Regions from separate parts of the Homo sapiens genome. Here region 2 is linked to region 1. A link is an interaction called in ENCODE POLR2A ChIA-PET data of the cell type or tissue named here. Cell type or tissue: Panc1. All regions are shown on one strand.

Region 1 (4,000 bases):
CAAAAAATACAAAAATTAGCCGGGTGCAGTGGCCTATGCCTGTAATTGCAGCTACTTGGGAGGCTGAGGTGGGAGGATCGCTTCAGCCCAAGAGGTTGAAGCTTCAGTGAGCCGGGAGATTGCACCACTGCACTCCAGCCAGGGCAAAGAGAGTGAGACAGTCTCAAAATAAATAAACAAAACTAAATATAATACATGTGAAAATACAAAGAGCTCAGAAGAGATAAGAGCATCTAACCTTTATTTCTTGAAAAAATTTCAAACCTACAAGAATGCTCAGAGAGTACTGCAAAAGAACACCTATAATCTTCACCTAGATTCAATTAACATTTTGTCACTTTTTAAAATTTTGAGACAGGGTCTCCCTCTGTCTCTGGCTGCAGTGCAGTGCTCCAATCATGGTTCACCGCAGCCTCTAATTCCTGCGCTGAAGCGATCCTCTCACCCTAGCCTCTGGTTAGGACTACAGATGTGGGCTGCCTAGCTAATTTTTTGAAAAATTCTTTTATAGAGAGGATAGGGGGAGGGGGAGTCTCACTACATTGTCCAGTCTACCCTCACATTCTCGAATTTCTGGACTCAAGCGATCTTCCTGCCTCAGCCTCACCAAAACGTGGGAATACAGGCGTGAGCCTCTGCGCCCAACCAATATTTGCCTTATCTCTTTTTTTTTTTTTTTTTTTTTGAGATGGAGTCTGGCTCTGTTGCCCAAGGTGGAGTGCAGTGGCGCGATCTCGGCTCACCGCAAGCTCCGCCTCCCGGGTTCACGCCATTGTCCTGCCTCCGCCTCCCAAGTAGCTGGGACTACAGGTCGCGCCCGTCACCACGCCCGGCTAATTGTTAGTATTTTTAGTAGAGACGGGGTTTCACCGTGTTAGCCAGGATGGTCTCGATCTCCTGACCTCGTGATCCACCCGCCTCGGCCTCCCAAAGTGCTGGGATTACAGGCTTGAACCGCGGCGCCCGGCCTTTTTTATTTTTATTTTTATTTTTTTATTTTTTATTTTTTAGAGAGGAGTTTTGCTCTTGTTTCCCAGGCTGGAGTGCAGTGGCGTGATATCGGCTCACTGCAACTTCCACCTCCCAGGTTCAAATGATTCCCTGACTCAGCCTCCTGAGCAGCTGGGAGTACAAGGGCCCGCCACCACGCCCGGCTACATGTTTTGTATTTTTAGTAGAGACCGGGGTTTCATCATGTTAGCCAGGCTGGTCTCAACCTCCTGACCTCAGTTGATCCTCCTGCCTCGGCCTCCCAAAGTGTTGGGATTACAGGCGTAAACTACCGCACCCGGCCCTTGCCTTGTTTCTAAATACACACAAGAATGTTAATCATAGCACCTAATAGCCCAAAAATTGGAAACAATCCCAAAAGCTATTATCAGCAGTATATATATATATATATATATATATATTTTTTTTTTTTTTTTTTTTGAGACAGAGTCTCGCTCTGTCGCCCAGGATGGAGTGCATTGGCGTGATCTCGGCTCACTGCAAGCTCCGCCTCCCGGGTTCACGCCATTCGCCTGCCTCAGCCTCCCGAGTAGCTGGGACTACAGGCGCCCGCCACCACGCCCAGCTAATTTTTTTTTGTATTTTTAGTAGAGATGGGGTTTCACCGTGTTAGCCAGGATGGTCTCGATCTCTTGACCTCGTGATCTGCCCGCCTCAGCCTCCCAAAGTGCTGGGATTACAGGCGTGAACCACCGCGCCCAGCCTATTCTTTCTTTAGAATAGATCAGTGGTGGCGTATTCATACAATGGACTATTCCGCAGTGATGAAAATGAATTATAGATATTTGCAAAAATATGAATTACATAAACCATATTGAGCAAAAGACGCCAACAGATACATACTCTCTTTACATAAGGTGTTAGATACACAGAGATAGATAAATACGTGTAAATGATAGAGATATGATAGCTAAGCCAGTCCACAGGTTATTAGTCGTGGTCCACGTGACTTCTGAAGAGATGAAGGGGCATGGGAGGCTTTAGGGGAGCTTCCGCTTTTCTGGCAAGGTTTTCTTTTTGCCCGGGGAGCTATCAGCCAGCGGAGAGATCTGTGAGAAGGGATAAGACCTCAAGACAAGTAGGAAGCAGAGCCTTCCACGGCCCGCGCCCTGGCGGCCCCAAGTCAGCGGCGGAGACGGCGCCCACCCCGCTCCAACGTGGAGCAGGAGCAACGGCGTGGCCCGTGGAGCCCCGCCCCTCACAGGCAACCACAGAGAAGCCGGACTGGGCCACGTCTAGGAAGAGGTAGGAAGGGATCGGCGCATCGTTTCTCCAATGGGAAAGGATGTGTTTGCGGGCCAATAAGTAGCCGAGAATAACACCCGCCCACGCGCCTGCCAAGCCAATCGGCTAGGAGCAGCGAGCGGCGCGGCTGAGGCGCGGCGGCCCCGTGGAGCAGCGCAGTATGGCGGGCGGGGCCCGGGAGGTGCTCACACTGCAGTTGGGACATTTTGCCGGTTTCGTGGGCGCGCACTGGTGGAACCAGCAGGTGAGGTCAGCCGGCAGCTGCCCCCGAGGAGCCCTTCGGGATCTACAGTCCCGACGTTCAGCCGGCCTGCCTCGTCCTCTCTGCTTCCCCAGGATGCTGCGCTGGGCCGAGCGACCGATTCCAAGGAGCCCCCGGGAGAGCTGTGCCCCGACGTCCTGTATCGTACGGGCCGGACGCTGCACGGCCAGGAGACCTACACGCCGCGACTCATCCTCATGGATCTGAAGGGTGAGGTGGTGGCAGAGTTAGCCGATGCCCCTTATTTCCCTTCCGCGTGCCTAGTCCTTGCGCTGCCGTTATCTTCAAGACCCTCCCACCTTACCGAGCTCCAGGACCGGAGATGAGGAGCTGAGCACAACATGCCAACACTCGAGGGGCCCACGACAGTTGCTCAAGAGCCATTTCGGGAATAGGCTGCTAGGCCCTGGAGACAGTGAGGACTTGAACTGCAGCACTCCTGTCAGACCCCTGGATGTGGTTCCCCCCGCGTCCCACAGCTAATGACTAAGCTGGGAACCGAAAGATGGAATCTAGATTCTCCTAAGCCAAGGTTTTTCCCCCAACTAGTGTATATCCCAGAAAGCTTGGAAGAGCCAAGTGCTGGAGAGATGGTGACAGCAGGTTGTCAGGTGATCAGAGGAAGGTTAGCTAGAGGGGAAGGGTGCCCAGGCTTTGACCTAACATTGTCTCTGTTATTTCTGTACAGGTAGTTTGAGCTCCCTAAAAGAGGAAGGTGGACTCTACAGGGACAAACAGTTGGATGCTGCAATAGCATGGTGTGTAACTGATGTATGGATAAGGGTGGGGATCGTGTATGTACGCAGAACGCTGGATAACTCTGATCAGAGTGCAGTTTCTTTGATCAATCTCCAAACTCTTTCAGGCAGGGGAAGCTCACCACACACAAAGAGGAACTCTATCCCAAGAACCCTTATCTCCAAGACTTTCTGAGTGCAGAGGTGAGGGCCTCTGTCCTGAACTTTTTAACCCGGTGCCACAACCCGAGGGTCTCCATAGGGGCAGGTAAACGGGGATTTTAATCATTTTAAGTGTCTTAGAATGATATTTTGGGAAAAAGCACTCCTTTTCCTAAGGACTGCGACTCGGTGAACAGAAAGGAGGCTATGCGGTGTGGCCAGCCAACTCAAGGAGGACGAAGCAACCTTTGCCTCTAAACTGCCTGGAACTAAATGTCGATTTTTCTGACCCCTCCCAGGGAGTGCTGAGTAGTGATGGTGTCTGGAGGGTCAAATCCATTCCCAATGGCAAAGGTGAGACTTCTCCAGATACTGATGGATGGGGGCTTGGGTAGAGCAGAAACATGGAGAAAGGTACATTTCCTCTGCTTGTCTTCAGGTTCCTCACCACTCCCCACCGCTACAACTCCAAAACCACTTATCCCTACAGAGGCCAGCATCAGGGTCTGGTCAGACTTCCTCAGAGTCCATCTCCATCCCCGGAGCATCTGTATGATTCAGAAGTACAACCACGATGGGTATG
Region 2 (4,000 bases), 260 kb before region 1:
CCTCTGCCTCCCAGGCTCAGCAATCCTCCCAGTAGTTGGGACTACAGGCCTACACTGCCATGCCCAGCTACAGAGGCAGAGTTTTGCCACGTTGGCCAGGCTGGTCTCACACTCCTGGGCTTAAGCAATCTGCCTGCCTCGGCCTCCCACACCGCTGGGATTATCAGCGTGAGCCACTGCACTTGGCCGAGGTCATTTTTTAACTAGCCCAGATCACTTACCTTTACAATACGTATAAAGGTCCAACACACAGCAGGTCCCCACTACAGCCTCCAAGGGAATGATCTCATAGAGTGGCACCCGAAATAGTTCATTATGATAGAACCGACGGGATGGAGAGTGGTGTGTTTCGTGGGGACGGAAATAATGGTGACCAAAGGCAAACCGTTCCTCTCTAAAACAATGGAAAAGTGAGAAGGGAGAGGTTTAGCTGATTAGCAAGATCCTAGTGAACATTCAGCTCCACTGGTACAGCACGGCTGGAAGAAAAGGACAGGACCTCAGCACGTACTTTTCATTCTTCCAAAGCTTCTCAATGCGAAAGATGTCAAGTTTATCTCGGTTAATGTGAGATAACAGTCGATAGGACTGACGGACCGGGTGGCCATCAGGGGTGCGCCGACTATCCCTCATCAGATACACACAGTCACCTAGGAAGACCCAGAACACAGAAGAAACATAAAACAATTCTTGTATGAATTCTGTTAGGCATCTGTTTATCTGACTCAGGGTCTACATAGAACTCATAATCTGAAACAGTATAAATACAGAGAGCTAAAAGCAGCAGTGTTAAGTGATGATAATCAATTCTAGACTATGACAATAATATAAGGGAGGCATTCCATTTCTTGAGCTTCCTATATGTTTTTCCCAGTCTTAAAATTAGCTTTGTAACATGTCTATCATTTCAAATTAGTATTATTTGGTGGAGAGGTGATGCATGTAAGCACAAGGACTACAGATATAAAAACTTATATTCTATTGCTATTCGAGGCCGTATGGAGACAATGACTATGATGGAGACAGCAGAGACTTCCTACTATTCAGAAAGGTCACCTCTGACAAGTAGGATTAGCTCCTGTATACATACCCTGACGAAGCAGCAAGTCATCTCGGAGCAAACAGATGAAGTAGACACAGCCAGGTTGGGCATAGTGGGGCCGAGGGATCATGGGAACCTCCTGATAGGAGCAGAAAGCCAATGTATAAGGGCTGGAATTACTACATTCAGCCTACTTATTTCTCAACCTAGAATTCTCAATCAAAACTTACTGTTTAGTCATTTCAATATACCACAGATATACAAAAAAGATGAAAGCAACTAGAGCTGTTAAACCTGGAAAAGTGAAGGTAGAGGACAAAACTGATAGGCTAAGTATCTCAATCTATGTTTTATGAAGCACTAATTGTGTAGTTGCTCTACGTAATCTAGGGGCCATATGAAAATGTGTGAAGGGAGACTAATTATTACAATGATTGGGGTATGCTACTGGTATTTAATGCCCAGGGTCCAAGGAAGCCAAACATTCTGAAATGCATCCCTCACAACAAGAACTATTCACCTAAACATGACAACAGCAACATTGTTAAGAAATACTGCCTAAATCTCTTCTTTTTTTAAAAATGACTTGCCCAAAATCACACATATAAAGATAGCAGAGCCAAGCACAGAACCCACTTAATGACTTAGGCAAGCCACTTACCCTCTCTCCTATGAAGTGAGCCTAACACTAACCTTTGCTGATTCTGAGTCCAGTGCTCTTTTCACTTAAACCACTGTCTAACATAAATGACGTTAAGGGTACCAAGTTCTGGATTTTGTAAGCTATTCCTTTCATGGACATCTGATAGTGTTTATAAAAACCTCAGTTTTGTTTTTTTTTGAAATGGAGTCTCGCTCTGTTGGCAGGCTGGGGTGCAGTGGTGCGATCTCGACCCACTGCAACTTCCGCCTCCAGATTCAAGTGAATTCTCCTGCCTTAGCCTCCCGAGTAGCTGGGACTACAGGCACGCAACACCACGCCCAGCTAATTTTTGTATTTTTAGTAGAGACGGGGTTTCACCATGTTAGCCAGGATGGTCTTTTTTTTTTTTTTTTTTTTTTTGGAGACTGAGTCTCACTCCGTCACCCGGGCTAGAGTGCAGTGGCGTGATCTTGGCTCATTGCAACCTCTGCCGCCCAGGTTCAAGTGATTCCCCTGCCTCAGACTCCCAAGTAGATGGGATTACAGGCGCCTGCCACTGCACCCGGCTAATTTTTTTTGCAGTTTTTAGTAGAGATGGGGTTTCACCATATTGGCCAGGCTGGTCTTGAACTCCTAACCCCATGATCCACCCGCCTTAGCCTCTCAAAATGCTGGGATTGCAGCCGTGAGCCACTGCGCCCGGCCGAGGATGGTCTTTATCTCTTGACCTTGTGATCTGCCCGCCTCGGCCTCCCAAAGTGCTGGGATTATAGGTGTGAGCCACCATGCCCAGCTTTTTTTTTTTTTTTTTTTTTGAGACAGTGTCTTGCTCTGTTGCCCAGGCTAGAATGCAGTGATGCGATCTTGGCTCACTGCAACCTCTGCCTCCTGGGTTCAAGTGATTTGCCTGCCTCAGACTCCTGAGTAGCTGGGATTACAGGCACCTGCCACTGTGCCTGGCTAAGTTTTGAATTTTTAGTAGAGACAGGGTTTCACCATCTTGGCCAGGCTGGTCTCAAACTCCTGACCTCATGATCCACTGCACCCGGCCTTTTTTTTTTTTTTTTTCTAAGAGATGGGGTCTTGCTCTGTCGCCCAGGCTGGAGTGCACTGGCATGATCTTGGCTTACTGCAACATCTGCCTCCCGGGTTCTAGCAGTTCTCTTGCCTCAGCCACCCAAGTACCTGAGACTTCAGGTGCACGCCTCCATGCCCGGCTAATTTTTTTTGTATTTTAGTAGAGATGGGGTTTCACCGTGTTGCCCAGGCTGGTCTCGAACTCCTGAGCTCAGGCAATCCATCCGCCTTAGCCTCCCAGTGTGCTAGGATTACAGGCATGAGCGACCGTGCCCGGCCAAAAACCTTAGTTTTATATAGTGCCATTCCTTCCACAGATTTCTAAGTATTTTATTTTCCCTTTGGTCATACTCCTGAAATAGGGAAGAACAGAATTATGACCCTTAATGTAAAGTTTAAGAAACCAAGGCCCAGAGAGGCTGAACAACCTATTAAAGGAAATTCTGCAAAGCAGGAGCAGGACAGGTGAGATACCATGTGCTACCTCTCCTACTTATAGATCAGAGTTTTATCAGAGGTTCAGCTTACCCTGTCCACAGGCCTTGGGTCACACTGCTCACAAAGGTAGTGCTCCACATCTGAGTTCACTCCCATACAATCACAGTGCTGCCATACCTGTAGAAAAACATACAGTTTGGGGAACATGGAGGCTATGACTTATTGAGAGTGTCCTGGGAGCCCAGAATAAAAAATTAGCAATAGGTCAGGGTAAAGTAAAAGAGGAACTAAGGGATAACTGGGTGAATGATAAATTAGAGATAAATGGTAAAATAGGAGGAAAACAAAATAATGACTGTTCTAAGCAAAAGTATACCGATTGACTCATAATCTATAGATCTGGGCAAATAAAATGGGGAGATGGACAGAGAATAGGAAAACAAATAGACTACTGAACTATTACTAAGTAATTTAAGTAAATGCTACAGCTATTCTGCTTTCAGAATACAGCTACAAAATGTTTTATTTACTCCTGTCTAACTTTAGCCTCCCAACAATCCTGTGCGTTACTTACAGCCACTTTACACATAAAGTTATGCATTCACATATATTAGTGGGGACACTAAGGCTCAAATCCAGGCTTTGACTTCTTCATCAGGAGCCCTACATGTATTAACATATTTCACTCTATCAGAGGATTCAATTAATAGAGTGTATTATCACTAATGATTCAAAAGGCAAAGCACTATATGAAATACTGTCATTTTCCTTGATCCAGATTATGTGAGAAGTGTACAGTG

The links. ChIA-PET counts read pairs that join two places held together with the same protein. Peaks named below come from ENCODE experiments on the same cell type or tissue, not always from the same donor. Only the 100,000 strongest peaks of a DNase experiment are listed, where the experiment ranks them.
Region 2: POLR2A ChIA-PET joins it to region 1 with 10 read pairs; 5 of 35 experiments call an interaction of 5 or more read pairs at or near these places.

The regions. Positions count from the first base shown.
Region 1 is chr1:155,607,833-155,611,832 of GRCh38, forward strand. MSTO1 (misato mitochondrial distribution and morphology regulator 1) reads left to right here and starts at 2,386. Exons shown (of 14, transcript NM_018116.4): 1 at 2,386-2,500; 2 at 2,593-2,728; 3 at 3,207-3,276; 4 at 3,384-3,459; 5 at 3,717-3,771; 6 at 3,857-3,995. The coding sequence starts at 2,417. LOC105371452 (a long non-coding RNA gene) reads right to left here. Exons shown (of 2, transcript XR_922171.2): 2 at 1,777-2,060. RefSeq lists enhancers at 1,373-2,247, 2,248-3,122. In Panc1, no CTCF peak of the experiment used is centred here; a DNase peak (open chromatin) is centred at 2,229; H3K4me3 peaks cover 2,245 bases; H3K27ac peaks cover 1,170 bases.
Region 2 is chr1:155,343,093-155,347,092 of GRCh38, forward strand. It overlaps ASH1L (ASH1 like histone lysine methyltransferase), which reads right to left. Exons shown (of 28, transcript NM_018489.3): 21 at 3,291-3,377; 22 at 1,091-1,181; 23 at 512-650; 24 at 222-394. MIR555 (microRNA 555) reads right to left here and starts at 3,353; the gene lies at 3,258-3,353. In Panc1, no CTCF peak of the experiment used is centred here; no DNase peak of the experiment used is centred here.